Regions from separate parts of the Homo sapiens genome. Here all the other regions are linked to region 1. A link is an interaction called in ENCODE POLR2A ChIA-PET data of the cell type or tissue named here. Cell type or tissue: PC-9. All regions are shown on one strand. Links, peaks and the distances in the headings refer to the core of each region. The heading gives the core; the rest is flanking DNA. Region 1 has its middle 17 kb from the start of MSMP. Region 2 holds the start of ARHGEF39 (Rho guanine nucleotide exchange factor 39). Region 3 holds the start of TMEM8B (transmembrane protein 8B).

Region 1 (10,906 bases), core at 5,286-7,785:
AATGTTTTACTTGATAAATAAAAGACTGCCAGTTTGGTGCAGTGGCTCATGCCTGTAATCCCAGCACTTTGGGAGGCCAAAGCAGGCAGACTGCTTGAGTCCAGGAGTTTGAGACCAGCTTGGACAACATGGTGAAACCCCATCTCTACAAAAAATACAAAAATTAGTTGGGTGTGGTGGCCCAGGCCTGTAGTCCCAGCTACTCGGGAAGCTGAGGTGGTAGGATCATCTGAGTGTAGGAGGCGGAGGTTGCAGTGAGCCATGATCTTGCTTCTGCACTCCAGCCTGGGTAACAAAGCATGACCCTGTCTCAAAAAAAAAAAAAAAAGTTACTGATTTATTCATAAAATAAGATAAATTTTTAAAAAAGAGAAGTGCCATACTGTTTTCCAAAGAGTCTGTACCATTTTCCACTTACCAGCATTATATGAGAGTTCCAGTTGCTTTGCATCCTTGTCAGCACTTAGTATTGTCAGTTTCTTCTTTCTTTCTTTTTTTTTTTTTTTATGAGACAGAGTTTCGCTCTGTTGCCCAGGCTGGAGTGCAGTGGCATGATCTCGGCTCACTGCAAACTCCACCTCCTGGGTTCACGCCATTCTCCTGCCTCAGCCTCCTGAGTAGCTGGGACTACAGGTACCCGTCCCCATACCTGGCTAATTTTTTTATTTTTAGTAGAGACGGGGTTTCACCATGTTAGCCAGGATGATCTCGATCTGACCTTGTGATCTGCCCACCTCGGCCTCCCAAAGTGCTGGGATTATAGGCATGAGCCACCGTGCCGGCCTTAGTATTGTCAGTTTCTTAAAAAAAAAAAAAAAAAAAAAAAATCTAGTAGGTGTGTAGTGCTGCCTCATTGTGGTTTTAATTTGCATTTTCCTAATGTTTAATGACATTGAGCATCTTTTTATGTGCTTTCTTGTCACCAGTATCTCATATTTGGTGAAATCTATTCAAAGTATTTGCCCATTTAAAAAACTGGAATGTTTGGCTTCTTGTTACTGAGTTTTAAGAGTTCTTTATATATTCTGGATACAAGTCCTTTGTGAGTATATGAATTAAAAATATTTTCCCCTAATTGGTGGCTTGCCTTTTTATTTTCTTTATAGTGTCTTTTGAGGAGCAGAAGTTTTAAATTTTGGTGAAGTCTAATGTTTTGCTTTTTTCTTGTATGGCTAGTGTTTTTTGTATCCTGCATAAGAAATCTTCCCTTACACCAGGTCACAAAGATTTTTTTCCTACATTTTCTCCTATATCTAAAAGTTTTATGATTTCAGCTTTTACATTTAGGTCTTTTATGTCTATGATCCATTTTGATCGCATGCTTAATTTTGTTCTCACTGCACAAAAGACACAGTAGGAAAGGAAGAATCTGGAATAAAGATGACTGCCTCTTTCAAAAGACAGGTTGTAGAATAGAAATATTAAACTTTTGTTCTGTGTATTATATTATCTTCATCTAATATTGATTAAGTAGTAACTGTTCAGTAGTAAAATATATATAGATTACCTACTCTGAGTCAGGCACTGGAGATACAGTAATGAAAACACTAGACAATGTCCTTGCTCCCTTGGAGTTTATATTTGAGTGGGTGAAATTGTGTTTTTATTATAATGAGCCTCCATTGTATATACAGTAAAGTCAAGAAAAATGTTGTTGCCTCTCTGTGATTTCTCAAAACCTCAGTTGAAGGAAGCATTTTAGATTGTTGGTAATCTTCTTAATATTATTGTATGATAGAGCATGAACCTCTTTCCAAAAAGAGTCACTGATCTGCAGAGAAAAGGGAATCTGGGGCTGCATACGGCCAACTATAATACAATGTGTCATGTGATAGAGCAGTACTGCATGCAGAATCATATCAAATGATCTCATGTTCCTGTTACTGTTGAGGTGTAATGACCAGCCTTAATGCTCTTTTCTTTGGTTTAAGCAAATTGGTTTTTTTTTTTTTTTTTTTTTGCCGAAAGAGTTCATTAATACTACATTTAGAGAACTCTTAGATCTCTTTTCTGATAGCCAGAGGACCAGATACCTTCTATAATTAGCCATTCATGTGTTCCTTAAAATGAGTCATACTATGTGTTAATGATACCACCATTCTTCAAGCCACTTCAAGTATCAAAAATAAGTTCCATTTACTATTAACATTTATAAACTAATACCAATATTAAATAGCCAAATAATAAATAGGGTTAAATCAGAGCAGGATGAGCTCTATGATCTAGTCTTGGATGATGAGTAGGATTTCAGTAGATACAAATAAAGAGGGCAGATTAATTTATATTGATGGATTTGAGGAAAAAGATTACATCAGCAAATACGTTATTCATGGCTTGATTCCTTTATCATCTATCCATAGCAGACATCATTAAATTCATCATGGCATTCTTTCTTGCTGAGCCTGGACATAGCCTGGTAAGACTAGAACTAGATAATAGGAAAAGAAATGTAGACATTAAGTGGACATTTGTTGTTGTTGTTGTTTTGCACTCTGTCACCCAGGCTGGAGTGCAGTGGCACGATCTCAGCTCATTGCAGCCTCCGCCTCCCAGGTTCAAGCGATTCTTGTGCCTCAGCCTGAGTAGCTGGGATTACAGGCGCCCACCATGACACCCAGCTAAGTTTTTGTATTTTTAGTAGAGACAGGGTTTCGCTATGTTGACCAGACTGGTCTCCAACTCCTGATCTCAGGTGATCTGCCCGCCTCAGCCTCCCAAATTGCTGGGGTTATAGGCATGAGCCACTGTGCCTGGCCAGATTTTTTTTTTTTTTCTTTAAGACAAGGTCTGGCTCTGTCGCTCTGATGCAGTGGCTCACTGCATCCTCCCACCTCACCCTCCCAAGTAGCTGGGACCACAAGCATGTGCCACCACTCTTGGCTAATTTTTGTGTTTTTTGTAGAGATGAGGTTTCACCATGATGCCCAGGCTGGTCTTGAACTCCTGAGCTCAAGCGATCCACCCACCTTGGCCTCCCAGAGTGCTGGGATTACAGATGTGAGCCACTGTGCCTGGCCGTGGACAGGTTATTTTGAAAGAGACATCAGTGAGACTTTATGGAGATGTCTGACCCTGGAGGTCAAGATGTGGGGCATTCCCTATGTGCAACAGGGAAGCCCTTGGCACAGAGACTATGAAGGGTTTCTGTTGCATGCATCTGAGGGGTGCAATAGGTATCACAACCACACTCAGAAAAAATAGTGCCAGGGGAAGATGGTGCAATTTATTCTGCCAGAGGGTACCACTCAGGCTATCTCCAGGCTGAGAGAGACCCTGGAGTTATACTAGCACAGAGCTGGACCATGGTTGCCAGCAGAGTAAGCAGCAAACAGGGGCAAAGGAACATTGGCCTGGAGATCTTAAGAAGCTAGAGGAGCACTTCCTCAAGGGTTGCAACTTTTTCCTGCTGCTATGAAGTCCCCTTCCCCTGATATATCCAGATCCATCTCAGGTAGATAAGCAGGAGAGGGGTTGCTATCTGAGAGACTGAGCAGTTTTTATTCAGGAGAGTCTGAGCAGTACCTAAAAAGACATTAAATGATCAGATAGGACTACGTTAAACTGGTTTGGGGGCTTAAGAGGGACAATGTAGGCAACTGTGAAGATGCACAAGACCTTCATGTGAGTAGAGGGTGCCCTCAGCTCACCCACCACTTTCGATAAACTGAGGCAGGACTGAATGTGGAATGAGGCAGGCCTGTTTACTGTGTCCAGGAGGGACTGATTGGGCCCATTTGAGATAAGTTAGGTAGCAAGCGGCCTAGCTGAGCAGGGGGCTAGGTGCACTCAGCTGCAGGGGCACTGCGTGCCCATGTGTACCTGCCTCAGCACCACCAGTGTCACAGCCCTGGCTGCACCCATTGCCAAGGAAGAAAGAACCATGTGGTTGAAACACATCTACTGTACCTGGCCCTGTCAGACTTGGGAGGACAGGTTCTTGTCTTGTTGTCCTTGATGCTGTTTCCATCAGCATCCACCTGTTATCTCTCCTCACCCTGAGGAGCTCAACCCACCCTGATTTTGTCATTCATTTTTTTTCTCATTCGCTCATTCTTTTATTGAGTCTGTTATGCCATGTACTGTGCTAGGCACTGAGGACACAGTATTTTGTAGAGATAAGGGAATAAACACACATGAATACAATGAAGTTTGAGCAATATTAAGCTTCAGAAATATTACTGAGAAAATACAGAGTCTTATTGGAGTACACATATTTGGGAGAACATAGTTTGTAAAGGAAGTAGGAAGGTTTGTGCTGTGATCTAATAATGATTTTGAGGTAATCAGATGAAAAGTCGGAAGAAAGTTTCAGGCAGAAGGAACAACGTGCAAAGATGAGAGAAATTAAAGGAACAAAAGTTCAGTGTGTCTAGAGTGTAGAGGATGAGGAAGAGGGATGTGACGTGAGATGAGGCTGAAGAGAGGCAGGGACCTGACCATGGGGCACCTTGAAATTCAGGATCAGTTGTTTGTATTTCATCCTAAGCACAATGGGAAGCTATTCAAGAGTTTTATGCAGAGGATTGACTTTGCCAGCACTGCATTAAAAAAATTAACTTAAAAATTTTAATGTAGTTCAAATCTGCATGTCTGGTTCATTTCAGCTCCTTCACTGCCAAACCTGGGGGCAGGGACTGCTTCAGTTTCTCCGCCTAAGATTCTTACCAGTACTGCATTTTGAATGTTTTATAGTGTGGGTTGGAGTGGATCAACACTAGATGCTGGGAGACAAGTTAAGGGATTGTTAATTAGTCCAGATGAAGGATGATGGTGGTTTGAACTGCATAGGGTAGAGGTAGTAGGGAAGATAGATTTGGGGCATATTTTGGAGGTATGTCCAGCAAGGCTTAGATGTGGAGAGTAGTGAGGGAGATGGAGAATTCAAGAATAACTGAGGTTTTTGGCTGAGCACCTATGTGGATGATAGTGTCCTTTGCTGAGTAGGAGAACACTGGGTGGGAAGATATTTTGGAGGAAAATCATGTGTCTTGTTTGGATGTTGAGTTCAAAGTTCTTACAAGACCATCAAGTGAAGATATCCTGTGGGCAATTAGGTATATGATTTGAAAGCTGATAGAAATGGACTGGTGATTCATTCTTGGCACATAGAAATTGGTTATTGGAGCAATGGGCATAGGTATTACCATGGAGAGAGAGAGAGAGAGAGAGAGAGAGAGAGAGAGAGAGAGAGAGAGTTGAGTGGAAAACGAAATCTAGAATAGATCCCTGAGGATCATCAATCAACCCAGGGGCAGGTAGAGAAGGAAGGGTCAGTAAGAGACTGAGAAAGAGCTGCCAGCTGGTTGGAAGAAACCTGGACAGTGTGGTGTCATGGAGGGTGTACCACTACAGTCAGCTGTAGGGGAGTGTTAAGAGTGTTTGGCTGCACTCCTGGAGATGCTTAGGTTACTTATAATAATTGAATGAGTGAGTAGGCTACAGAGGATCAGAGGAGCACACCTGGAGCTCCCAGCCTCCGCTAAGCATCTCCCTAATAAATAGAGCAGCCTTCTGCCTGTCAAATCTGAAGAAAACCTGAACTCCAGGAAGTAGCAGGGGTTCAGAGGAAAGAACAGGTACTCACACAGGCGTATTATATCTTCAGGGTAAACCTTTAACCTGGTGAGGTTTGGTAGGATCAGAGTGAATTTCAGTCTCTGGATCTGAAGCATCCCATTAATTTTGTTGCCCTTTTATCATTTCTAGAAGCTGAACTTAATTTTTTTCTCTGTCTTTGCCTCTATCTTTGCCCCTCTGATTCTCTAGCCCAGTTGATTCTCCTTGGCTCTTGATCTTGGTTTAGTTTGGCTAGCACTCCTTTTCTGAGGAGTAACTTCCGTAACAAATATTTATAGTAACCCCTCTGCTTGGCTGGCAAGTCCCGGAACCAGTGTCCTTACACACTGTCCTAAAAAGCAGTCAGCCCGGAGCACAGCCAGCTTTATTGGCCTAGATATGATTAGATGCTTCCTTTACCCCTTCTGGAGGTGTTAGTGGTTCTGAGCCTTGGAAGTTCTGTTCTCCTTAACCATCTCCTTCTCTCCCGTTTTGCTTTTCTGAAACATATTTATTAGCTAGATGTTAAGGTTAGTAGTTCTACCCTTCAGTGAAGATTGATGAAAAATTAGCCCAAAATTGCTGTCTTCTAATTCCAAAAATCTATAATCTCTATGTTCTGTGAATTGGGTCTGAGGCTAGCTCTTAGCTTATTTCAGGACCTAAATTTAACATACCCTGGGTTTAAGTGGTGGGTTGTAATTTCTATGTAGGAGAAGCTTAAGGGGAGAAATCTGATTGGAAGAGAAGGGAGGCAGTTAGGTTTGCCTTAAAGCTGAGTACACAAGAGTAATCTGGCTGTAATCCAGCTGGCTGGGACTGACTGCCAGAAAAATTAAAAAACAAAGATGTGATTGATAAAAATGTGTACTTTGTTCATGTAAGTGAGTTTTAAAAATGTAGACTCTAAGACCTTTTTTCTCTATCTTCCGTTTGCCAATTATTGCATTTACATAGTTTCTTCCTTCCTTCCCCAAACAAGGTATAACACCATAAACCTGAGAATTTTAGACACATGCTTTGCTCACTTTTTTTCTATTTATGTATTATTTTTATTTGGTTTGCTTTTGGGGGAGGGGAGGCAGGAGTTGCCATTTGTGCCAACAACTCTTTCTCAAATATTCCAAGCAATCTTTTCCTTGGGGAGTTGTACTACACAATTCTATTAATTACTGTTGTGCAATATTGAGATACCTTACATATGTAGCAACAGTGACACATATGCCCACACCCAGTGAAACAAGGTCATTTTCTACTGTCAGTTATATGCATCAAGGTGACAGGTGACGGCATGGTTATGGATTAACTCACCAAGGAAATGAGTGTGGAAAGAAGAATGCAGAAATCTGAGGACTAGAGCCTGGAGATGGGGAGCTTCGAGCTCAGAGGAAGAAGAGGATCTTCATCACGGGGAGACATCAGCTGGATATTGAGATGGAAGGATGACTATGAGTATGAGCTATTATAGAAACCATGGTAAGAGTTTTAAGTAGATGACAGTAACATCAAATGTGACTGATGTGTAACTGGAGGAACTTACTGTCATATGCAAACTAACAACTCCACTGTATTCTTCTTCATCCAGATCATTTGTAAAAATTTTATACTAGAGGCCAGGCGCGGTGGCTCACGGCTGTAATCCCAGCACTTTGGGAGGCCGAGGCAGGCGGATCATGAGGTCAGGGGATCGAGACCATCCTGGCTAACACGGTGAAACCCCATCTCCTAAAAATACAAAAAATTAGCCGGGCGTGGTGGCGGGCGCCTGTAGTTCCAGCTACTCAGGAGGCTGAGGCAGGAGAATGGCGTGAACCTGGGAGGCGGAGCTTGCAGTGAGCCGAGATCGGACCACGGCACTCCAGCCTGGGCAACAGAGCGAGACTCTGTCTCAAAAAAAAAAAAAAAAAAAGTTTTATACTAGACTATTCAACAAATATTTTTTGAGCTGCATACTAACTGTGGTGGGGTTGTATAAATGAGCTATAAAGTTGTGTTTTAAAGTAATATGTCTTCATAAACAAATATGCTGGTAATTTATACATAAAACTCTCAAACTTTACTGGTGTATTTGTTAAGTGGAGACTACAGACCTATTTCAGTGACATTTACAAAAAGTCCTTTGGTATTCTTTTATCCTTGTGGTACCTTAAAAAAACCCATATATAGCTTCTTATTGCAAAAGTAATACATAATTATTGAAAAGTACAGCCAGGCATGGTGGCTCACACCTGTTACCCCAGCACTTTGGGAGGCTGAGTCGGGAGGATCACTTGAGCCCAGGAGTTCAAGACCAGCCTGGGCAATATAGTGAGACCTTGTCTCTACGAAAAATAAAAAACAAATAGCCAGGTGTGGTGGTGAATGCCTATAATCCCAGCTACTCAGGAGGCTGAGGCAGGAGGATTGCTTGAGCCCAGGAGGTTGAGCCTGCAGTGAGCTGAGATCGCACTACTCTGTCAGCCTGGATGACAGAGTAAGAACCTGTCTTAAGTAAAAAGAAAGAAAAGAAAAGAAAAGAAATATATATGTATAAATTCTAACACATACTATTCCTAAAGAGACAGTCACTCTTAACATTTTGATTTATACTGTTCCAGGTTTCCTTTTTCTTTTTTTTTTTGAGACGGAGGCTGCTTTGTCACCCAGGCTGGAATGCAGTGGTGCTATCTTGGCTCACTGCAACCTCTGCCTCCTGGATTCAAGCGATTCTCCTGCCACAGCCTCCCAAGTAGCTGTGACTACAGGCGCATGCCACTAGGCCTGGCTAATTTTTGTGTTTTTAGTAGAGATGGGGTTTCATCATGTTGGCCAGGCTGGTCTCGAACTCCTGACCTCAGATAATCCACCCACCTTGGCCTCCCAAAATGCTGGGATTACAGGCGTGAGCCACCGAGCCCAGCCCCAGGTTTCTTTTTAAAAATTATTTATTTATTTAATTTTTAAAATAAATAAAAGAGATGGGGTCTTGCTATGTTGCCCAGGCTGGTCTTGAACTCCTGAGCTCAAGCAATCCTCCTGCCTTGGACTCCCAGTGTTGGGGTTGCAGGTGTGAGCCACCACACCTGGCCCGTATTATTATTTCTGAAGATCTTTTTATATGTGAAAAAACAATCCATTGTTATTTCAGTTTTATAGCCACTTTAAAAAATGTGTATTGGTGCACAAACTTTATTCTCTGATGATAAATTTCATTAAAACAGTCAAAAATTATTATAAGTTGGTTGAATGAAGTGAATGGTTAATCTGGGTTATTCCGGTTTTCGTTGAATGTACATGGGACTCTGAAGGGGTCATACCCCAGTTCTACCACTGCTGGGTCCTCAGGAGACTCAGCCTCAGCACCTTGCTCCCCCATGGCAGCAAACGCCTCCCTCCCTGAGAGACTGACTGTGCTCAGCTCTGGTCAGGGCAGGCTGCACAGGCCTTTTGCTGGATGACCCGGTAGGCAGACTAAGTGTGTGCCTTTAGGGTCCCAGCAAAGCAGTGGTACTAAATAGATTTGGAGGAAAGGATGTTGCTGTGTTTTTAAAAACATGGAAGTACTTGGCCGGGCGCGGTGGCTCACGCCTGTAATCCCAGCACTTTGGGAGGCTGAGGCGGGTGGATCACGAGGTCAGGAGATAGAGACCATCCTGGCTAACACGGTGAAACCCCGTCTCTACTAAAAATACAAAATAGCCGGGCGTGTTGGCGGGCGCCTGTAGTCCCAGCTACTGGGGAGGCTGAGGCAGGAGAGTGGCGTGAACCCGGGAGGCGGAGCTTGCAGTGAGCCGAGATTGTGCCGCTGCATTCCATCCTGGGCGACAGAGCAAGACTCTGTCTCAAAAACAAAACAAAAAAAAACATGGAAATAGTTACTATGGGGAAATTTGAATTTATTGATTTTATTTTTATTTCTTTTTTGGAGGAGGGGAGTACTATAATCTTTTCAGTGTTTTTGGTTTTTATACAGGTCAATTCCCCTCTTTGACTCATCCCAAATTTTGGTGGGGGGGGCTTCAGTCACATCCTTGTCTTTTTCAGCAGCCTCCTCCCCATATTGTCTCGAGGATTGGGAAGCAGGAAATTTATAATACCCTTTTCTCTCTGTTTTCTCCAAATTCATTTTCTCTCCTGTGTTCCTTTGGGAGAAAAGGGAAATCAGTTCTGTCTCTTCACTCCTCTATATTACTCCATCTGGATGGACCCACACTGATAGCAGTGAACCTTGAACTTGGCAGTTTTGGAGCCAGGGTCTTTGCCCTCAGTGCAGTAAATTCATTTTTTTTTGTTTAGCTGCCAGATTTAGGGTCCAAACAGGAAAACAGAACTCACTCTAAGCATTTAAACCAGAGGGCATTTAATCCAGAGAATTAGCTGGCTGTGAATATGGTGGAAGAGCTGAGAAGCCTTTCAAGGGAAGGTGAGGCAATGCAGGGGAAGATTAGCAACCGAACCTTCTATTCTCCCTAGGCTGTGGGAAGGAGGGGAAGTGCAAGGGGCAGGGTAACTTAGAAGCCGGAACTTTGGGGGCCTGTTCTAGGGAAGCTGGGGCCAAAGAGTGCCTGTCCAGATGCTGGCCAAGGCTGGGAGAGAAGGGGAAGAGATAGTCTGGCTTCTCTCGTTCAGTTTTCTGCCAGTGCCTCCCTGACTGAGCTCAGCAGGAAGCCATCTGTGGAGGGAATGGGAAGGAGCGCCACCATTTACTACACACGCTTCCACATAAGCTTGCGTTTGTCTCTTCCTAGTTAGTACACTTCTTAAGGATATTGAACTAAGTTGAACAGTTTCTCTTTTTTGGTCATATACTACTGATCAGCTCTTCTTATTAGACTTTTCAATGAAGAGATGAAAAATTTGAAAACCTTTACACAGTGTAAAAACAAGCAAACTCTTTTAAAAAAATTTTTGCTTTACTCTTCCAGAATATGGTCCCAAACTGCTGATGGTGGGATGTAGTTCAATTTTGGATATGACGGACCCCTAATAATTACCATAATAATGGACATTTATATAATGCTTTACAATATACAAGGTGCTTTTACATTTATTGTTACTGCAAATAGGTCTTAATCTGGGGATTTTGGAGCCTGTTTATTTGACCTCTAACAGGTTAGCTTAAGGCCTAGATTTGAAAGAAAAAAACAGTAATGCTCTTTTCTTGTTTTCCTCTGAATCACAGATGATAGGCAAACTTCTTTGACCTTTTTGTTAGACAGTTTAGCTACCCTCAGTAGTGGGAGGTGTTCTTAGCTGTCACTGGTGGGAGAGGCTGGCATCAAATTACTCCTCTGTTTTTCTCTCTTGGTGACCCAGCAGGTGTTTAGGACAATGACGACTACTCATGTGGAACCTTTGCAGTCATATAGAT
Region 2 (10,906 bases), core at 4,880-7,379, 100 kb before region 1:
TCAGAACCAGGCTCACACCACACAGCCCTCTTCCATCCCACACTGAAGAGTCACTGGCAGACTAGCCATACTTCAGGAGGCCAGATTGGAAGATGAAAGTTTATCAACCCAAGGAGGATGCTACAGACAGCCTGACTATAGCCCTTAACTCAGGCTTAACCCAGAGACAGAAATTCTAACCCAGGCCAGCCCCGCATCTGAAACTTTTCCAGAAACCGTGCCTCAGGCCCTAGTACAGGCCCCCTCACTTCAATTTAAAGTTCCACAGTTCCAGCTGAGGGCCTCAGGCTGCAGACCCTGGGTACTCCAATGGGTTCACATTTACTCTTGCAAAAGGTTTTTAGAAGCAATTTGGCTCAGGGTCGAGGCAAGAGTTTGGGATCGACCCCAAGGCATCCCACAAAGCTGAGGGCAGCAGTCATACAAACTAAAAGAGAGAGGCGGCTGGAATCAAGAGTTCACTCACTGCTGGAGCCGTTGCAGAGGCAGAGGGAGCAGGTCCTGGAGCTGAAGGCCCCCAAACTCAGGGCGGCCTTCCTGAAGCCGTACAAACCTCCGGAAACCTTTATTTTTCTTTAGCTGCTCCTGGAGTGAGGGAGAAAGGATTGGAAGCAGGGAGAGAAGCCACTCCTTATATTGCATTCATCTGTATCCACATTCCCAGCCTTCAGTAAGCTGTGCTCCTGAGAGAAACTCTCGTTTCTCTACAAGGAACTTACCACAGAGCTGAGCACCCAGAGGGCTCTATAAATGCAGGAAATGTATGAAGTTTGGGTCTCCAGATGAAGGGGAAAGGTAAGGGGCAAGATTTGAGGTCATCTCCAGGTTACCTGCAGGGTGGTCTGGGACCTCTCTGAGTTGGCAGCAAATTGGTTATAGAGCTCCAAGTGGCGGCAGAAGCCCTCCAGCCCTTGGCCCCAGCATCCTCCTTCCAGGTAGGGAAGCAGCTCCCTGTGTGGGCAAGGACAGCAAAAGGGCAGCTCTAGAACCACTCAAGCACCACCTCATTTAGTTTTCATGAGAATAGCACTAATAGTAGTGCTATTACCCCATTGTACAGATGGAGAACAAGGGCATGCTAAGGCCCTGGGCCAAGGCCACAGGTGAGCTAACTGGCGGACTCCAAATAGAACCTAAGTCTGACTCCAAGCTCTGTGCACGGCCACAGGCCAGGACTCTCCCTCCTTTCCTCTCCCTGTGCCCCTTCCACTCACTGGCTGGCGCCGTAGATGAGCTCCCAGGAGCCAAACAGGGCCTGGCGCTCAGGTGGTCGCAGGGTCCCCTTGGCTTTCAGGATCCCCAAAAAGTACTGCGGAAGGAGAGAACATTGGTTCTTAGCCTAGAGGAAGAGAAGGCTAACGCCAAGCGCCCCCAGAAACCGCAGAAGTCTGCCCAGGCTCCCTACATGCTCCGGGTTACCGACCTCGCAGAGACCCTCCCACACCCTGGGGTCCCTGTCCTATAATGGGAGCGTGTGCCAGGTCCCCCACCGTGGCCACCAGCCCCAGCTGTTCTTGGTAGCGCCGCTCGGTCTCTAGCAGCTCCCGGGCGGTGCAGGCGCGTTTCCGCTCCCAGCGGGCACGCTGCTCTTGCACCGGGCACCGCGAACCGGGGCAGGAGAGCTCCATGCCCTGGCTGAGGGATCGACACTTCCGGCTGCAGTCCGCGGCAGATTCAAATCCCAACCGCTCGCGGGCGGGAGCCGCGGAGGCGGGGCCGGGGAGGGCAGCGCGCAGGAAGGAGCATGCGCGGCGAGCGGCCGGACCGCGCAGGGTCTCTTCTGTCCAGCCCCACCGCCAGAGCGGCGCTTTAGGTGCGCGGCGCCGGCCAAGGCAGGGCAGGGCAGGGCAAGGTTGGGGGCAGGTGTGGAGCCCTCCTCTGAGTGGCACTATGTTGGAGCAGCAGCCTGAACTTTGAGTCAGGAGACGGGCTGCAGATGCTGGCAGGAACTTAATGTCCTATCTGGAGAATTGGGACGGGGGGCGGTCATTACAGTACACATTCTGTCCTGGGCCCATGCCAAATGCCAGGGGGTCAGTTGTTCCCAGAATTGGCTAGGAAAAGGTATAGCCATTTGAAGGAATGATATGAAAGTATTAAAAATGGTGTTGTAAAGAAGCTATCGATATGGGAAAACGCACATAGTAAGTATATTGCTGAGAGGAAAAAAAGCAGGCTACAAAGGTGTATAATATAATCCCCTTTGTATAAAACATATATAAAATGTTGGAAGGCAAAACAATCAAAAGTTAACTCTGTTGCCAGGCACGGGAGCTCACACCTGTAATTCCAGCACTTTGGGAGGCAGAGGCAGGAGGATCACCTGAGCCCAGGAGTTCGAGACTCCATCTCTCCAAAAAAAAAATAAATAAATAAAAAATAAAAATAAAAAGTTAACTGTGGTTTTTATCTCCGGGTAATGGAATTGAAGATAATGTGTTTAACAAATGTGTATTAAGTACCTAATCTGTATCTGTGCCAGGCACTGGATCACTGAAGCTAAAGGGATGAATGGGACAAACAGGGTGATTTTAAAAATTCTCTTATACTTCTGCCTTTCCCAAGTTTTCTACATTAAGCATGCATTACTTTGTAGTTAGAAAAAAAAAGTTATTAAAAAAAACAAAATGTCAGAAACTTTAGGCTCCCTCCCTACTGTTTTGGACTCCTAGGAATCTGGGCCGCAAGCCAAGAACCAGAGGATTGTCAGGGTTCTGAGGTCTCTACCACCTCCCCACCAGCTCTGACATTCTAAGAATTCTAAGAAAGGAATAATGCTGGGCTTAGACCAGGGAGGAATAACTTGAAGGGCTTGGATGAAGGAAGGGGAGAGTTTGGATCAGACTGTACCTTGGGCTTATGTCCCAAGGAAACTGGTGGTGATACCAGATAGGTAAAGGACTGGTTACACTGTCTCAAGTGAATGTGGGACAGTCCACACACTAAGAGCTCAAACATGGAAGAGGACAGATAATCCCATGGTAATTGGTGTCACTGTGAGCCCAGGTGATGAGAGTAGACCACAACACCTGGGGTGCAGTTGGTGATGGGTGTGTTTGTGAATGCTGCCAGTGTGTGTTAGTGCTTTGGGTGGGTGGAAGAGGGGTGGGGAATAGAGCCTCCTGTGAGCATCGGTTGGGGAATCATTCAACTCTAGAAGAGGAAGAGGGCAAAGCCGAGAAGACACACTGAAAACAGTTGGTGACAACTAATTCCCTGGGGACCGAGTCTCCCACAGAGCAAGTCAGGCACACCATACTCTACCTGGAACAGCTGCTAAACTCCGCTCCCACAGCCAAAGATAGGAGGGGCCAACAGGAGGAGGTTCAGAGGATAGTCAATAACCCCTTTATTCTTTAATTATCCTCAAATTTTGCTTTCAATCCGATGGATGCTGGAGAAGCACTAGGGATGCTTTGAACAACAATCATCAGTCATTCAACAAAATTAGGCTGGGCATGGTGGCTCACGCCTGTAATCCCAGCACTTTGGGAGGCTGAGGCAGGCGGATCACCTGAGGTCGGGAGTTACAGTTACAATGGCTGTGTGCTTCTTTATGTGTTGTCAGAGACCAGCCTGACCAATGTGGTGAAACCCCGTCTCTACTAAAAATACAAAATTAGCCGGGCATGGTGGCACGTGCCTGTAATCCCAGCTACTTGGGAGGCTGAGGCAGGAGAATCGCTTGAACCCAGGAGGCAGAGGTTGCAGTGAGCCGAGATCATGCCATCGCACTCCAGCCTGGGCAATAAGAGCGGAACTCTGTCTCAAAAAAAAAAAAAAATTAAATGCCAATCATGTGCCAGGTCCTGTGCTAGGCATGAAGATGAAATGGTGGGCAAGAGACATATGACCCCTGCCCACAGGGAGCTTACACTCCAGCATGGCAGATACAGTAAGGAGTCACCATAAAATGAGGAAACATTACAAGAGACATGTAGTCTTCTACACAAGCATGCAGTGAAGGGACTGATCCTAGTGTAGGAGTCAGGGAAGGCTTCTTCTCAAAGAAGTGATATGTGAACTGATGACCTGAAGGATGAATAAAACCTGGCTAGGCAGAGCTGGGCGCTGGCAGCAAGGGAAGTGGAAAAAAGAGTCAAACAGCATGGACAAAGGCTTGGACACACACATATGCAAGCATACGATGAATTTAAGGAACTGCTAGAAGTTCTGTAAGATGAGAGCATAGACTGCAAGGGAGAGAGTGATGACAAAGGAGACTGGAGAGGTAGACAGAGGCCAAACTTAGAAGGAATTTATATCAGTAAAATTGTGATATAAGTAATAATAAATTCAAAGTGGCTAAACATTAAGATAATTTATTGGCTCATGCAACTGAAAAGTCCAGAAGCAGGTGGGCCCTAGTGTTGGCCTAATCCAGCAGCTCAATCATGTTACCAAGGACCTCTTTCCACCACTCCACTGTGCCTTCCATGGTTTTACCTTCATCTTAAGGCTGGCTTCCATTGTGGGTACAAGATGGCTGCCCACAGTTACAATGGCTGTGTGCTTCTTTATGTGTTGTCCGCAGAGTTGGTTCCCTTAGCCATCAAATACTTCAGACAGAGAGCTTCACTGATTGGACCTCCCTAGGTCACAAGCCCACCATGGAAACCAGGGCAATGGCGGCCCTCTGAAGGCCACGTCAGGTACTGTGAACCTTATCCTAAGGGCAATGGGAAACCATTGAAAGGCCTTAAACAGGGAGTGAGATCATCAGATGTGCCATTTTAGAAACATCACTCTGGTTGGCTGGACTCAGCAAGACCCATCAGGAGGCAGTTGCAGTCATCCAGGTAAGAGGTGACGAAAGTATGAGCCAAGATGAAAAATGTAGATGAAAAATTTAGAAGGTAGAATCCATAGGGCATGGTTATTGAATGCTAGGGTGAAGGAAAAGATGAAAGTAGAGATGGTACCAGGTTTCTGGCTTCTAGGTGGAGGGTGGTGCTATTCACTGAAGGAGGATGAAAAGGAGATTTGCGGGGAAGACAAATTCAACCTGGGGCCTGTTAAACTTGAAATACTTGTGGGACATCCAAGTGGAGATGTCTTGGGTCTTGTCTATTAGGCAGATGGTTATGGGTCTGGCATGGGGAGAGAGTCCAGCCTGGGAATACTTGGGTGTCATCAATTTATAGGAGCCATGGGAGTGGATGACACGGCCTTGCAAAGATAAGTAGCAGGATAAGGGCAAAAGCATGAGAGTCTTCAATACGAACTCATCCCTTCTCATCCTGTGCGTCCACGTCAGTTCCCCTGCACTGATGGTGGACTAAATGGTGGCCCCATATAAAGACATGTCCATGTCCTAATCCCCAAGACCTGTATATGTGACCTTGTTGGGAAAAAGGGTCTTTGCAGACATAATTAGTTAAGGATCTTGAGATGAGATCATTCTGGATTATGTTGGTAGGCCCTAAATCCAATGACAAGTGTCTCAGTGAGAGACACCCAGTGGAGACACAGGGGCAAGAGAAGGCCATGTGAAGTTGGAGTAATGCAGCTACAAGTCAAGGAATGCCTGGAGCCGCCAGAAGCTAGAAGAGGCAAGGAAGGATTCTTCCCCAGAGCCTTCAGAGAGAGTCCAGTCCTGTCAAAACCTTGATTTCAGACTCTGGCCTCCAGAACTGTGAAAAAATCCATTTCTGTTGTTTTAAGCTACCCACTTGGTGGTAATTTGTTACAGCAGCCCTTGGAAATGAATATAGATGGGGAGGTAGCCAGAACTACAAGTCAGCCTCAAGGTTCTACAAGGAATTTGATCAGTCTTTGCCCCCAAGCTATGGCTTGGGAGAGGGAGCATTTTCCCTTCTACCCCACCAGTGAATAGTTTCCTCCTCTGCCATGCTGGGATAGGCAGAGACATGTTTTAGTAACATGACCCCTCAGTGTTTGAAAACACAAACCCTCATGAGCAAACACTTGGCCTATAATAACCACAGAGAGGTCCTGATCCAGGTGTGGGGTGCCCTGGTCAGTCAGTCCTGAGTATACTCTGTCCCAACCCGGGGAGACTCAGGAAACAATAACTCAAACCTGTTTGAGGGTTTGGCAGACTCCCAGCATGATCCAGGGTCAGAGTCCACATTCTCCACTCAGACCAGAGACGAGAGAGACAGAGAAACAGAGCCATAGGGAATCGCATTTGAAAAATGAGTGAGCTGTAACAGAGAGCTGGATTAGTCGTTACCACATTCTGTCTTGTATAGGCCCATCCAATTCAGATATTACCATGTACTTCCATATGTCAGGGGCCAAGCAAGTTCCAAGCTAATGACAGAGCTGACCAAGACAATCAGCTGGCCATCCAGAGTGTACCCTGGACCACACTGCCATGGAGAGCTCTGAATTTGGCTCCAGAAATGGCACCCTAGAATCTTAGGCTGACTACATCTGAGGTTGACCATTTGGAGGACAGCTGTTATTCAGTCATATATATTTTGTTGTACAATATGACAGTCATCCGACAACACAGATGATTTGGAGTGCCACAAAAATGTGGTGTTGGGCCAGGCATGGTGGCTCACGCCTATAATCCCAACTCTTTTGGAGGCTGAGGTTGGAGGATCACTTGAGGTCAGAGGATCACTTGAGGTCAAGAGTTCAAGACCAACCTGGGCAATATAGCGAAACCCCATCTCTACAAAACAAATAAAAAAATTAGCCAGGGGTGGTGGCTTGTGCCTGTGGTCCTAGCTACTCAGGAGGCTGAGGCAGGGGGATCACTTGAGCCTAGGAGATCAAGCCTGCAGTGAGCTATGACGCCACTGTACTCCAGTCTGGGTGACAGAGTAAGACCTTGTCTCAAAAATAATAATAATGTAAAAAGTTATGTCATGTTTATGGGATAGTTGTGGACATGCACAGGTCATTGACAATGAGCTCCTTGAGGGCAGAGAATATATCTTAGTCAATTTGGTATTTCTCAAGCATCTGGCAAGGTAATCTGCAAAAAGAAAATGCTCAATAATGGCTGTTGAATAAAAGACTGACTCAATCAAGTACGGACCCTGCCCTTATGGAGCTGAAGGCCGTTAGAGCAGATAAAATGAGTTATCACCCTTATATGAGTTAGACGGTGGACAAAGTTATTATTGAGGGCAGGCAAAGAACTGGGTTGGCTCAAAGATGCCAGGGATCTTTTCCAGACTAGTGGTAGAGGGTTGGTTAAGGAGTTTCCTGAAGGAGGTGGCCTTTCATCTGAGTTTCAAAGAACAGAAGAGATTAGACAGGGAGGACAGTAAAATTTTTTTTTTTTTTTGAAACAGTCTCGCTTTGTCGCCCAGGCTGGAGTGCAGTGGCGCGATCTTGGCTTACTACAAGCTTTGCCTCCTGGGTTCACGCCATTCTCCTGCCTCAGCCTCCTGAGTAGCTGGGACTACAGGCGGCCGCCACCACGCCCGGCTAATTTTTTTTTTTTTTTTTTTTCAGTAGAGACGGGGTTTCACTATGTTAGCGACGATTTTTGTCTGTTTGTTTGTTTTTGAGACAGAGTCTCACTCTGTCGATCAGGCTGGAGTGCAGTGGCGCGATCTCGGCTCACTGCAACCTCTGCCTCCCAGGTTCAAGTGATTCTCCTGCCTCAGCCTCCTGAGTAGCTGAGATTACAGGTGCCTGCCACCATGCCCAGCTAATTTTTGTATTTTTAGTAGAGACGGGGTTTCACCATGTTGGCCAGGCTGGTCTCGAACTCCTGACCTCAGGTGATCTGCACACCTCGGCCTCCCAAAGTGCTGGTATTAGAGGCATGAGCCACTGCACCTGGCCAGTAAAACTATTTGTGACACAGCAGCAAGTGCACAAGCACTGACCTATCAGAGTTGAAGGTGGCTGAGGCACTCAAGTGGGCTCCTGGGGACTCTGTTATGCCAGGGAATACCTCTTTAGATAAGGGATCAGGAGGTCTGGAGGGTCCCTAAGGAAGAGCTAGGGTAGCAGGGGTACCCTGGAGCTAGGGGCCATGGCTATATGCCAACAGGATTAGAAATATCTTAATGTATTTAATTAACCTACACAACCATATTGGTGGGTGCCTACTGAATATTAGCCCTAGATATGGACCTGAAATGGCCTTATTCTCTTTTAGTTTGTTTAAGCCAATGGAGCCTTACTAGAATGTGAGCTACAAAACAGTAGAGCTATTCTCTATTCAATGCTGCATCTGTAGGGCCTAGAACAGCACCTGAAGGACTGGCGGAGGCTTAATAAATTGTTAAAAGGGCAGACTAGCCAGGTGTGATGGCGTGTGCCTGTAGTCCCAGCTACTTGGGAGGCTGAGGCAGGAGGATCACTTGATCCCAGGATTTCTGGGCTGTAGTGTAGTATACCAGTCAGGTGTCTGCACTAAGTTCTGCATCAACCTGGTTGCCTAAGGATGGTTGAACTGACCCAGGTGGAAATTGGAGCAGGTCAAAACTCAATGCTGATCAGTAACAGGGTCGCACCTGTAAATAGCCACCGCCCTCCAGCCTGGGCAACACAGTGAGATCCCATCTCTAAAATAAATTTTAAAAATAATTAATTAGAAAAAAAAACCAGCCTGTAATCCCAGCACTTTGGGAGGCCAAGGCGGGCAGATCACCTGAGGTCAGGAGTTCAAGACAAGCCTGGCCAACATGGCAAAACCCCAATCTCTACCAAAAATACAAAAATTAGCTGGGCGTGGTGGCAGGTGCCTGTAGTCCCAGCTACCCAGGAGGCTGAGGCAAGAGAATCGCTTGAACCTGGGAGGTGGAGATTGCAGTGGGCCGAGATCGCGCCACTTCACTCCAGCCTGGGTAGCAGAGTGCGACTCTGTCTCAAAAAAAAAAAAAAAGAAAGAAAAGAAAAGAAAAAGAAAAGAAAAGAAAAAAACTGGGAGGCCTAAGCCCATTCTTGGTGTCCTCACACTCTTCTGCCCCATCTCCTTGCACCCAGTCTTCCCCTGCAATCTGTGCTCCATACTAGCCCTCAAGCCCTCAACGTGACCTAGTATGAGAACTGGATTCTGTCACTCTCCTGCTCATAATATTTTATGCCTTCCCTTTGCCCAGAATATCATTCTCCCTATTGTTTTTACCAATGGAACTGGTATTTCTTCAAGGACATGATCAAATTTGCCTACTTCTATATTATCTTCTAAAGCAGAATTCATCTCTCTTCCCTCAATATGATGATATTGACAGGGTTTGCCCTCACTCACTAGATTGTGAGCTGCTCAGGGCAGGTAGCGTTTTTTGTTTTTGTTTTTGTTTTTCTTTTTTGAGACAGGGTCTTGCTCTGTCACCCAGGCCAGAGTGCAATGGTACAGTCTCAGCTCACTGCAGCCTCAACCGCCTCGGCTCAAACCATCATCCCATTTCAGCCTCCTGAGTAGCTGGGACTACAGGCACATGCCATTACACCTGGCTAATTTTTTTGTATTTCTAGTAGAGACAGGGTTTGGCCATGTTGCCCGGGCTGGTCTCGAACTCCTGGACTCAAGCAATCCACCCACCTCAGCCTCCCAAAATGAGGGACCGTGTCTTATTCATTTCCATGTCCCTAGTCCATAGCCCAGTGCTGGACCTATGGTAGTACTAAATAAATATTTGTTGAATGCAATAGTAAATAGCATTTCAGGGAGCAAGAACTAGATTAACAAAGGTGGTAAAAGGTTTGGAGAAAAAAATAATAGTTTAATTTGGCTAGAGTATGAGGGAGAGTAGTAGGAGACAAGATGGAAAGGTCTCTTGGGCAAGGTTTTGAAGGAAGTTGGAAGTCAGAAGTACACAATGTGCATATCGTGGCAGGCAGTGGGGAGCCAATGAAGGCTTTTGAGCAGGAGAGTAATGTGTTGAAAAATAAATATAGGTTAAACCTATCAGAGCCCCTCTGACACATACACTTGCTTTTCATTCAAGCTCAAGTTTGTCTCCCACATACCCATTACTTAACTCACCCTCGGGCTCCCCTAGCAGCCTGCCCTACCTCTTTACCTGCTTCCTGGTGGAGTCAGGGATGTATACATGAGCTGCTTTCCCTCTCAGCCAGAGGACATGGGGGCCCCAGCTCCCCTGCCTTTCCCCTTCTGTGCCTGGAGCTGGGAAGCAGGCCAGGGTTAGCTGAGGCTGGCTGGCAAGCAGCTGGGTGGTGCCAGGGAGAGCCTGCATAGTGCCAGGTGGTGCCTTGGGTTCCAAGCTGAGTCCATGGCCCCGATAACCTTCTGCCTGTGCACACACCTGCCCCTCACTCCACCCCCATCCTAGCTTTGGTATGGGGGAGAGGGCACAGGGCCAGACAAACCTGTGAGACTTTGGCTCCATCTCTGCAAAAGGGCGCTCTGTGAGTCAGCCTGCTCCCCTCCAGGCTTGCTCCTCCCCCACCCAGCTCTCGTTTCCAATGCACGTACAGCCCGTACACACCGTGTGCTGGGACACCCCACAGTCAGCCGCATGGCTCCCCTGTGCCCCAGCCCCTGGCTCCCTCTGTTGATCCCGGCCCCTGCTCCAGGCCTCACTGTGCAACTGCTGCTGTCACTGCTGCTTCTGGTGCCTGTCCATCCCCAGAGGTTGCCCCGGATGCAGGAGGATTCCCCCTTGGGAGGAGGCTCTTCTGGGGAAGATGACCCACTGGGCGAGGAGGATCTGCCCAGTGAAGAGGATTCACCCAGAGAGGAGGATCCACCCGGAGAGGAGGATCTACCTGGAGAGGAGGATCTACCTGGAGAGGAGGATCTACCTGAAGTTAAGCCTAAATCAGAAGAAGAGGGCTCCCTGAAGTTAGAGGATCTACCTACTGTTGAGGCTCCTGGAGATCCTCAAGAACCCCAGAATAATGCCCACAGGGACAAAGAAGGTAAGTGGTCATCAATCTCCAAATCCAGGTTCCAGGAGGTTCATGACTCCCCTCCCATACCCCAGCCTAGGCTCTGTTCACTCAG
Region 3 (10,906 bases), core at 4,960-7,459, 62 kb after region 1:
GGAGAGTAAGGATGAAAAGTACAGAATGTGGGCCAGGCATGGTGGCTCATGCCAGTAATCCCAGAATTTGGGAGGCCAAGGCGGGTGGATCACTTGAGGTCAGGAGTTCGAGACCAGCCTGGCCAACATGGTGAAACCCAGTCTCTACTAAAAATACAAAAATTAGCTGGGCATGGTGGCAGGCGCCTGTAGTCCCAGCTACTGGGGAGGCTGAAGCAAGCAAATCACTTGAACCTGGGAGGCGGAGGTTGCAGTGAGCCCAGATCGCACCACTGCACTCCAGCCTGGGGGACAGAGCGAGACTCTGTCTCAAACAACAACAACAACAACAACAACAACAACAACAACAACAACTACTACTACTACTACTACTACTACTACTACTACTACTACTACTACAACAATGTGAAGGGACTGAGGGGTGGGAGAAAGACAGATGTCTTTGAGGGAAGAGGGCAAGGGCCGTTGGAGAAACCACCTACCCTCTGGGCTTTGGCTTGGTTGTTACAAGTCCTTAGGTCAAGACCTTGACTTAGGATGGCAGGGGGAGGTGTTGATCCTCAGGGAGGAAAGGCTCTTGGTTGTGGATGTGCCTCAGCTGCAGGTGCTGAGTGTTGAAATGCCTTGCCTGAAAGTCTGCTATCTGGGAAGGGGACTTGGATATCTGCAGAACTTCGCAAAGGAGCTCTGGCATGACCTGGGGAAGTGGGTAGGGACAAGGGGTCTAGGGCCAATGAGGGAGGGTCTTGACTGAAGCCTCCGGAACCCGGGCCAGGAGAGTAGGCGCCGGTCACCAGGGCAACCGGAACGCCTAGTAGTCTCCGTGGCAACGGCGGTCTGGTCACCTCCCCGGTGGGTAAGGTCTCCTGAGGGGCTTGCATTGGGCCTCGAGGGGGCGAGCCCAGAGGGTTTACTTCTGAAAAGTGGGGTGTGTGTTGCGGGATCTCTGTGAGCGAGTGTTTGGGTAGGATCTGCGGAGATCTGTGCGTACGTCCGGGGGAGTCTGGGATTGTGAGGATAGGGTTCCTTTGAGACATCTGTGGGGCGGTCGTTGGGGGCTGTGAGGATCTGAGGGGACCTCGGGCTCTGTGCTTGGGGTGAGAAAGGCAGGGTCTCGGGTAGCTGAGGCGGGGGCGGAGTCTGTGTGTCCTCGAAGCCCAGCAGGACTAAGTTGGGGACCAATAGAGTAGGGCGGGGGCGGGCTTTACTGACAGGGACCAATCGAGCCGGCCGGGGGGCGGGGCGTCACGCCGACGTCAAGTCGAGGCCGCCGCCGCGGGGCCTGGTTATCGCCGGTTCAGCGCAGCCCGGAGTCGCCCAGGCCTGAACTCCTACCCAGGTCCCCGGCCCCCGCCCCGGGCCCGCGAGGACACCGGAGGCCACCCCCCGGGGGTGGGGAGCGGAGCCGCGGGCCAGCTCTGCGAGCGCCCCGCGCTGGCCTGTCCGGCCCCGCCCCCGCCCCGGGCCATGGCCCAGCCCTTGTCCCGGCCCCTCGTCCTATCCCAATCCCCGCCTTGGCCCCCAGCCCCGCCCTCGCCCCGCTTCCCACATCGGCCCCAGCCCCTGCCTGGGTCCCCATCCAGGACCCCCTTCCAGTCTCTGCCCCTGGCCTGGCCCCCATCCCGGCCTCGGCCCTCGTTCCACCCCCTGTCACAAATCCCAGCCCAGGCCCTGTCCCAGCCCCATTCCCAGTGTTTGCTTAAGGCCCTGGCTCAACCCCGTCCCTTGCTGCAGTCCCCATCACAGCCCTTCCTTCCATCCCACTCCCTGCCCTTGTTCAAGCCCCAGTGTCCAGCCCAGCCCAACCCATTATCTCAGCCTTTGCCCTCATCTCTGTGTTTACCCAAGTCTCTCCCTCTAGTCCCCCCTATCTCTCATACTCTGCCCCTCTCCCAGCCTAGACTCAAGTCTGGGTTTCAGCTGCCGCCAGCCCTATTGCTGCTGTTGCTGTTCTCTGTCCTTGGCCCAGGGGCTGGTGAGTGCAGAAGCAGGGAAGATTGAGGCAGGAATGGGGTTCCGGCAGGGAGGGGTGGGCTGGAGAGATTCAGGAGAGGTGGGACCTGGGGAACTAGATCATTGGGGAGCAAGTGGGAGAAATAGAGAGTAGAGAGGTCTTACACAACAGGGATTGGCAGGGTCAAAAGAGTGGTAATTAATTGGGTTTGAGGCTCAGCAGGTGGCTTACAGTTTCTAGCACAGAGACTCCAAGATTTTTTCTGGTGTCTGTCCTGACCCCACTTTGACTCTTGCTTTTCCAGGGAAATGTTGTGGGCTTTGCTCCTGCTCACAAAGTTTGATGGGGGAGAGACAGTCCCACACCAGAAGCCCCTAGTGTAGTGTGGGAATATATAGCCCAAACCTTTGAGATATTGGGCATGCATTCAAACGGCATGAAGAAGAGTTTTAAAGATAATATGTAGCAAATAGATGAATATGGATTAGTTGCCATTATAATGAGTTTTCTTCTTGTAATGATTCTTGTTCCAAAGAAGATTGATTTGCCTAGGAATAATTCCTGATACTTTTAGAGCAGGGCTGAAACTCGGAGGCTATTTTACAGATGGGGAAACTGAGGCTCAGGGAGGGAGCAATTTGTCCAAAGTCAGAGAGCTTGTGAATGGCAGTGTGCTGGGGCTAGAAAAAAGGTTTCCTAATTCCTATTTCATACTAGTGTGTTTTTTTTTATCCACTGCAATGTATACTTAATAGAAAAATAGACCCAAGTGGGGAAAGGCTCAAAGCATAACCTCCCTTCTCCCCGGTCTGCCCACAAGGGTGCTTTATCCACAAACTGTTCCTTATTTGCCAGGCGTCAGCCAAGGGCCACCCTCCGGTGGGGAAGTGACTTGGACAGAAGAGAGAGAGGTCCAATTTTTTAATGGTTGGAATGTGGGAGGAGGAGGGGGTGTCCTGGTCTAGGGGATGTGCCATGAAGATGGCTCCATCATGGAGTGACTGTAGTCTTCATGGCCCAAGTCTGTAGCCACCTCTGGTGGGTGTCACTCTAGATAGGATGGAGATGTGCCTGATGGAGTCTTTGGAAATAACAGCCAACAGAACAGCTGGGGGGTGGAGAATGGGTATCAGTGAGCTCTGGGGGCCTGGTTCAGTGTACAAACTTAAGGAGACGAATGCACGTGAAAGGTCACAACCCCTGCAGAGATGTCTGGTCACTTATGTGTATGTGTGTAACTGAGGGATTGTGGGGAGGCTGGCAGCATGTGTACATGCTTGTGTGTTGTTAAGTGTAGACACGTGCATGTGTGTGGGGTGCATGTGAGCCAGTGTATCTTCTGAGCGCCTGTGTTATGGTATGAAGGGGAGGGGACATGTTGTGGCCCATGTACATTCCTCTTCAGCTCTGCCTCCTCCTCATATGGACAGATCACTGAAGCTGTGAATGGGGCTGGAGACCCTTTCTCAGCAGTTCCAAGGGTGAGGGCAGTGTTGCATGCCTCCCATAACGAATATAAGTTATCCATCCATCCCCAGCCAGTGCCTTTGAAGGAAGGAGCTGTGGAGGCACTCTGTGTTGATTACTGCTGCTGGCAAATTGGACACTGGGCAGAGGCAGTAGCCAGTCAGGTTTTCAGTTTTGGTAAGGGGAAGTTTATGCTGTTGGGCCAAGTTCCTAGCTTCCATCCTCTGCCATCATGGCTTCTTCATGTGCCCATTGAGCAAGCATTGGGCTGGTGAGGGGAGCAGGGTGACCGACAGCCACAGAGCATATACAGCTGAAAGTTGTGGATAAAAACACTGTTGCCCAGAAGCAGGTTCAGGTGCTTTGGGGAGAATTGTAATGAAGTTGGAAAAGAGTACCAATACACCCAAATGGAGGCAGGGCTGCCTTTAGTGCTGTTAATAATGAATGCCTTGGCAATTTTGGACCAAAGTACAGGGTGCTCTGTGACCTAATGGTGGTGATGGGTTTTGTCTGAGGAGAGGCTGGCAGTGTCATAGGACCATCATGGCACAGGGCTGCACAGTGCTTATTGGTTGCTTCGGTTTCATTTCAGGAATGGAAGTTATCTCTTGGGTCTAGTGGTCCCACTCCTGATCCTTGGATCTTTTCCTTGGGCTTAGTTGAGGACTCACACGTGCCTTGCTATTCAAAAAAAAATGGGCTTTTATTCTACCTAGTGCTATTACTAGCAGGGCCAGCCTCAGCCTATGTGTGTAGGTGTAGGGGTGTGTGTGTGTGTGTGTGTGTGTGTGTGTGTATGTGTATGTGTGTATGGGGTGGGTGATGGTCGGAATTACCCTAGCTTCATCATAGAAATATTGGGGAACCTGGAATAAGTTCATCTGAACTCGGTAAGGGCCTTACTCATGCTTCTTCTGGACACAGCTCTGGTAGGCCCTGTTCAAACCGCAAACCAAAGTTTGGAGTGAATGGGGCTGTGGACCCTTTCTCAAGCATCTGCCCTCAGAACTTCTTCCAAGTTCCTCCTAGCATTCCCAGCTGCTGCTCACTCCTTTATCTCACTGGCCTATTCTGTGACCTCTGTAGCCCCTGGCCACTGTGGGGATGGCTTAGCTAGTTCCCCAGTTCCCCAGGCCATACTGTGATCCTTTGAATTACAAGGATCTTTGTGCTTGTCTGTCCATGTTTCCCAAAGGTCATTAAACTGCTTTTCACCACTAGCCCTCATCTGAGGGTCTGCACCGAGGGACTGACCAACATTTCTCCTAACGGTAGCAATGGTTGATCAGATGACCCATCCCTGGTACCAGCTTTGAGGAGGATCAGCCCTTCCCTAACCCCAGCAGAAGGTGCGCTAGAGTTCTGATTTCTTCTAACAATAGTATCCAGGCTGTTCACCTCTTAGCCTTCTGCCTCCTACTTAGCACAGCTAGGGTTCCTAGGAAACCCGTCTCTTCCATCAGTCGGTCCCATTTCCCTTTATCCCTCTCGGCTGCATCTCTATCACTCTCTGAATGCTGCACTGGTAGCCTCTCTGGGTTCCTAGGCAGTGCTCAGCTTGCAAGGTGACAGGTTTTCCTTCCTGACAGTTGAGACTGATCATGTGGTCTGAACTGGACAGACTAGTCCTTGAGTGTAACCGTGGCCTCCAATGGCCCCCACCTATGTAGGGCAGCTCTCTGGGGTGACTCCTGGGGTTGCTCTGGTTCAGTGTTCGTCCTTCAGCAGCCTCCCCTTCCCTTTCTTTGTTATTTCAAAAACACCTCATTTTTGGAGTTAATCTCTCCCATCTCCAGAGAGGGAGATGATTGGACTAGGTTAGCCCTGAGGGTATTTCCTGCTTGGCTGAAAATGCCCCTCCAGAGTAGTCCTTATTCCAGCCCCGGGTCTGTCCTGAAGCTGCTGAGTTCCCCACCTTCTCACCTGTCCTGGAGGTGTCATCTTGGGCTTCTTTTCTGGCTGGTCCGAAGTCTCCAGAGCAGTCAGATTCCCTAGAGGTTTACTTTGAGAGACCTTGCCTGCCATTTGGGACCCTCTTCCCCTGTCTGCTACTGGTTGCCTCCACTGTGACAGCTATTCTAGTCCCTTGCCTGGCTAGCTGCTGACACAACTTCTGCTCACCTTGGCTCTGCTCCTGACAATCATGATCAGGTATCTTGGCATTTTAATGAGGGATGACCACTTCCTCCCCACCTCCCAACTCGGCCTGCTCTGAATATTCCCAAGGGGCTTGAAATCCACTGGGTCACTAACTCACTGCCTCACTGGGCTTCCCTTTGGGGGAACATTCCCCCGGCCCCCACCTACTAGCTGTGCATTCTGACCTGGGAGGCCTGATGACTCTCCTTTCCTGGGGACTCTCATGGTGGCCTGCCAGCTCCTGTCCTTGCTTTTGCCACCCAAGCAGGCCCCTGGCAGCCGTACCACACTTTCCCCTCCCCTCTCCTGCCCTGAGCCAGTATACAGGCAGCGCTTGTGAGGCTGCTGAGGGTTTTTACTGCTCCTAACCACAGGGGAACAGAAAGGGGAAGAAAATCAACAAGGAAGTTACACAGTTCCATGCTGACTCCCAAGCCCCACAGGTGGAGTTTCAGCCTGCTCAGTGGCTTAAGACGCCATGCCAAAATACACACACACACACACACACACACACACACACACACACACCTTCCACACATCTGTTTTTTTTAGGTTTGGTAAGTGGAGAAAATGGCTCCTAAGTGAGGAGGCAGCTGTGAAGTCAAAGGGTCTTAGTTTTGGATTTAGAGAGAGCTAGGTTTGCATCCTCAGTTTGGTCTAGGTTTGAGCCTCAGTTTCCTTATCTGTAAAAGGAGGGTTTTTTTGTTTTTGTTTTTGTTTTTTTTTAAATAAGATTAACGTAAGGATTAAACCAGATGATGGCTAGGTTTCAGATCTGCAGCCTGAAACCCAGTTCCTGGCTCAGAGGAGAGCATTTGTGGAGTTGATGCTATTGGTGAGGAAGACTGGCATGCCTGTTGCTTAATGGAAATGCCCTCTGTCCTGCCCTGCTCCTTTCTCTCTCTCCTGCTTCCCAGGAGGCCTTTTCCTGACTGATTACTCCACCTGCTCACCCCGCAAGCTGAGTCCTTTCCGCTCCTTTGCCAGCACCGAGCTCTTCCACTTCCATGTTCCTGAGGACACATTCCTGGCTGTTTGGAACCTCATCATCTTCAAGGAGCAAGGGGGAACTTTTGGGGACCACTGCCCAGACCAAAGTGTGACTGTGTGAGTGTCTGAGTTAATTTCCCAACCCCACTTCCAATCCCTGACCACTTTCCAGACTAAAGTGTGACTTTAACTGACCTCCCGACCCTGACCCCAACCCGCGTCCAGATTGAAGTGTGACTGAGTGAGGGCCATGACCTCTGTCACATGACCACTTCCGGACTACTGTATGACTGTGCAAGTGCTTGAGCTGATCTCTCACCTGTGGCCCCTGACCTGGAACCACTTTGTTGAATGTGTCAGTATAGGGAATCTATTTGTTTTATCGGTGAAGAGTGACAGTTCTTTTCTTTCTTTCTTTCATTTCCTGCCTCCCACCCCATTGTCTGCTTTCCTCCTCTCCTAATTCTGGTCCCCCAGGTATTTCCGGTCCGGGGCACCCCCTGTCATCAATCCCCTGCATACACACTTCCCAGGGGACACAGCTGTGCCTGGGGTTTTCTCACTGACCCTCAGCTGGACACTGCCCAACCGCACCTCAGGCATCTTTAACGTCAGCAGCCCCTTACCTGGGGACTGGTTCTTGGCTGCCCACCTTCCCCAGGCCCACGGCCACATCTCTGTCAAGGTGGGTTGATGTTGCCCAGGCTCGGGGGTCCAGAACTGCCCTTCCATCTCTGCTGAATTCCCCCCACAGGCTCTCTGGCACACCAGCCTTGTGTCAGGGTGGGCAGCAGCACAAGGGTGGCTGGGGCGGGGCATGGCTAAAGGCCAGCAGGTCACCCAGTGGGTCAGAGGCCATGATCTGGAGGAGGCAACTTGGCAGCCCCAGGAGGACATGCTGGGTCCAGGTAAGCTGAAGGGAAAGTTGAGAATCTGGAGTCAGAGGCTCTGGCACAGGGGAGTAGTGCCGCCTCCTAGTGGAAGGCACAAATGTTAATCAAGGTGAACAGAAGCCAGCTATGGGCTGGTCCAATCTGCTGCACACACCCAGGACTGGTTTTATTTTACATCTTGATTGACAATAGCCCTGAAGACTCTCTTAGGCCACGGCCCAGTATTTAGTCCATCTGGGAGAATGTATTCCTCTTGCATCATAATTTCAGACAGCTTCCTACACCTTTCAGAAGACCACAAGAGAAGCTCTTTCCTGCTAAAAGGAGGCTTTGGGCAGCTAGTGTCCATCCTGGCCTTTGCCTCACTTTTCTCCAAATATCAGCCACCCCAAGCACTTATTTCACAGAGGTTGTTAAAGACTGAAGGGCAGGTTCAAAGGTCAGATGTCTCTCTGGTTTGGAGTGGAAGGAAATGCTGCAATGTTTTCCTGCCACTCTCATGGATTAGGCCAGACAGGTCTCCTATTCCTGTTCACTGGAGGAGAAGCAGGGGGTGTGCTGAGCTGGCTGTTGTCAGAGTGGGATGGCCACGTGCATGGGGCCTGTGGTGAGGGTGAAGAAACGAGCAAGAACAGAGTGAGGATTTAAAGAAGAGGACTCTTAGCACTCAGAAATGGGGTGAATAGTGCCTTTGAATGAGCTGAGACTCACATAAGGACAAGGGTGCTGGCACTGCTATTGTCAGAGATGGGAAGTAGGGCTGAGGTAGTGTCTCTAGGCCTCAGTGACAGGGCCGTTTTTCCTGAGAGTGATGTGGATGTGCAAGAGAACTCCCTATCAAGGCCTGTGAGCCTGCTGAAGGACAGCATGTTGGGAGCTAGCTTGGAAAGGGCCCTAGGTTCTAGGTAGGCCTTGACTCTCATCAGAACTGAGGGTTCTTCTGTTAGAAGGAATGCCTTCGTAGGTCTTTGGCAAAATCCCAACAGGGATGTTCTTTATCCCAACTCTGATCCTTGACCCACTTTGTAAGAACTGACAGGGAAAATCCTCCTGAAGCCTGGCTCTAGTTATCCAAAAACCTTTCTAGGTGAGCAGGAACCTAGGGCCTAGGCCTGGGCTGGGATTGTGGGAGCTGAGGCCCAGTTAGAAGTGGTCAGGATTGCTTATGGCTACCAGATTGGGACAATGGGGAATAGAGATAGTAGTGCAGAGAAAAGCTGCTCAGACCCTAAAGGGTGATTCAAGTGCCCAGACCAAGGGGGAGCTGGGCAGTGAGGAAATAACTAGGTCTGACATGTGCATTTGCATCTAGACATGGGAAGCGGGGCCTGGGGAACTTGGTACCAAACTGGAACCCTGGTCAGAGCTTCCCCAGGTGTGTGGTGAGGCTAGACAGAAGAGGACCATCCCACCGTGCCCACGAGTGGCAGTGGGTCTGGACGCCGTGAGAGATGTAGTGCTTCCATCAGCCCTGTTTGAGAGGTTGATGGGGCAAGGATCTTGGGTCTGGTCCTTCTAAGAATTAGATTAACTTCTGTAGTCTTATATGGTCCTCAAAGGGTTCTTCAGCTCTCCAGATCCTGGTTAATTTCCAGGATTCCAGCCTGTGGGTTAATTGTCTAGAGCATTCCTCCATCTTCTCAACTTGTTTCCTTCCCCTACTATGGCATGCTTCCTGTAAGGCTTGAACACAGGAATTTATGTGGGTTTAGGGTTATCCTTTGGTGGGAACTGAAGAGTCCCAGCGATAAGAAGGCAGTGTGTTTCTAGGGTCCTTCTCAGCTTTGGGGATGAGCTCAGATCTCCCTTTAGCCTTAGTCCTTTAGTACCTGCTTTGTGCCAGGCCTTGGGTTGTGTGCTGGGGACACAGAGAAAAATAAGATGCATGTCGGATATAGGAAATGTTTTAGGAGGATAAAGGGGAGATGGCTAACTCAGCTTGCTAGCGTGGTGGAGGTGGTATTGGAAACTGTTAAGCGGTGAGGTCTGAGGTTGAGAAGGCAGGGAAGGGCATTCCAGGTGGTGGGAGTAGCATGGCCCAAAGTTTAGAAGGAACTGAAGTGGCTCAGTGTGGGCTGGTGTTGGGGTGGTGAGGAAGGTAGAGGGTTGAGCAGAGGCCAGATCACGAAGGGCCTTGACATTTGAACTGTATCCTGAGCGTGATAGGGAGCCCTGAAAGGTTGTAAAAAAGAAGTGACTTACCTGGTCCGGGCCACCCTCGTGAACTCTAGTCCCACACTTCTGCCAGACCCTGTGTCTGTGTTATTTACTACGTATTCCTAGCCTCCAGTGCAGAGTCTGGCACATGATGCCTTTTCACGTCCTTTCCTTGTCCCTTTCTTCCTATCAGCCACTCTGTCTTGTCCCCGGCCTCCATCTCCTTGCCTTTCCTGTTTTGGATCGTGTGTTCATTCTAAGGTGCCCAGTTGCCAGTCTGCTCTGGGGGGCTGGCCTTTGGGTTGTGGATACCATTTGGCACCCAAATGGCTCATGAGGGGAAAGTACTCCCAAATGTCTAGAGTGCAGGTTCTCATCCTTCCTCTTCCTGTGTCTAAGATTTGAAAAAGTAGGTAAAATAATGAAAGCAACTACGAGGAAAGTGAAGAAGTCGACTGTACAGGAGAAAGGATTCTGTTGAATCCACCGACTAGGACCACACGTGACTCAATATCTCAGCTGAGGTGGTTAGAATCTGCTAATAGTGCAGCTGCTTTTCCTCCTCCTACATTAGTTTATTTATTTTTTGAATAGGCAATCCATGCACCTGGTACAACATTCAAAAGGTACAAAAGATATACAGTGGAAAGTAAGTTTTCCTCTTCCATTCTTCCAGTCTCCAATTCCCCGCCCCAGAGTTAACTAGTAACTAGCTGTTAACTAGTCCCCTATATTACTCTTTTCTTTTTGAAACACCTTCCCTTCTTGGCCTCTGTGACTTTACAGAACTGTCCTGGTTTTCCCACTGCCCACTCCTCTGTCTCCTTTCCTGGCCTCTCCTCTGCTTGATCTCCAGGTTGTAGTGGCCCAATGCTTGGTCCTCGAACAATTCCTTTTTCACTTTTCTATTCTCTTGCTTGGTGTTCCAGCACAATAATTTAAAATACCATCTATATGTTAATGCTTCCACGAGTATTCAGCCAGTCCTAATTTCTTTGAATCTCAGACTATATCCCACTGCTTACTTGACATCTCCAACTGGATGTCTAAGAAATGTCTCATACAGTATTTAGTAAAATCAAATCAAAGTGAAGCTAAAAGTATAAAACTCTTTAATTTCCATTTCACTGCTCCCAGTCCATGCTTCTTTCTCTAGTCATTGTGATCTTCCTCAGGAAATTGTACTGTCATCCACCCATTGCTCAAGCCCCAAATTAAATGCCCCAAATCCTTGATTTTTCTTGTCTCCTTATTCCTCACAAGCAATCGTAAAGAAAAAGTCTTGTTGACGCTACTTCTGAGG

What was found. Peaks named below come from ENCODE experiments on the same cell type or tissue, not always from the same donor. Only the 100,000 strongest peaks of a DNase experiment are listed, where the experiment ranks them.
Region 2: POLR2A ChIA-PET joins it to region 1 with 5 read pairs; 6 of 35 experiments call an interaction of 5 or more read pairs at or near these places.
Region 3: POLR2A ChIA-PET joins it to region 1 with 6 read pairs; 5 of 35 experiments call an interaction of 5 or more read pairs at or near these places.

Annotation. Positions count from the first base shown.
Region 1 is chr9:35,765,345-35,776,250 of GRCh38, forward strand. It overlaps a transcript of RGP1 not described here. Among named protein-coding and RNA genes, the nearest start is that of MSMP, 17 kb to the left of the region's middle. In PC-9, for the core only: no CTCF peak of the experiment used is centred there; a DNase peak (open chromatin) is centred at 6,817; H3K27ac peaks cover 862 bases.
Region 2 is chr9:35,663,542-35,674,447 of GRCh38, forward strand. It overlaps ARHGEF39 (Rho guanine nucleotide exchange factor 39), which reads right to left and starts at 1,654. Exons shown (of 9, transcript NM_032818.3): 1 at 1,491-1,654; 2 at 1,215-1,309; 3 at 831-951; 4 at 467-585. The coding sequence starts at 1,628. CA9 (carbonic anhydrase 9) reads left to right here and starts at 10,387. Exons shown (of 11, transcript NM_001216.3): 1 at 10,387-10,821. The coding sequence starts at 10,419. It also overlaps the pseudogene RN7SL22P. RefSeq lists an enhancer at 1,443-1,522 and a silencer at 1,673-1,822. In PC-9, for the core only: no CTCF peak of the experiment used is centred there; a DNase peak (open chromatin) is centred at 6,000.
Region 3 is chr9:35,827,981-35,838,886 of GRCh38, forward strand. TMEM8B (transmembrane protein 8B) reads left to right here and starts at 1,248. Exons shown (of 13, transcript NM_001042590.4): 1 at 1,248-1,975; 2 at 6,481-6,670; 3 at 7,031-7,238. The coding sequence starts at 1,468. FAM221B (family with sequence similarity 221 member B) reads right to left here and starts at 752. Exons shown (of 7, transcript NM_001012446.4): 1 at 483-752. RefSeq lists a silencer at 1,105-1,554 and enhancers at 1,840-2,340, 7,698-8,611. In PC-9, for the core only: no CTCF peak of the experiment used is centred there; DNase peaks (open chromatin) are centred at 5,021 and 5,981.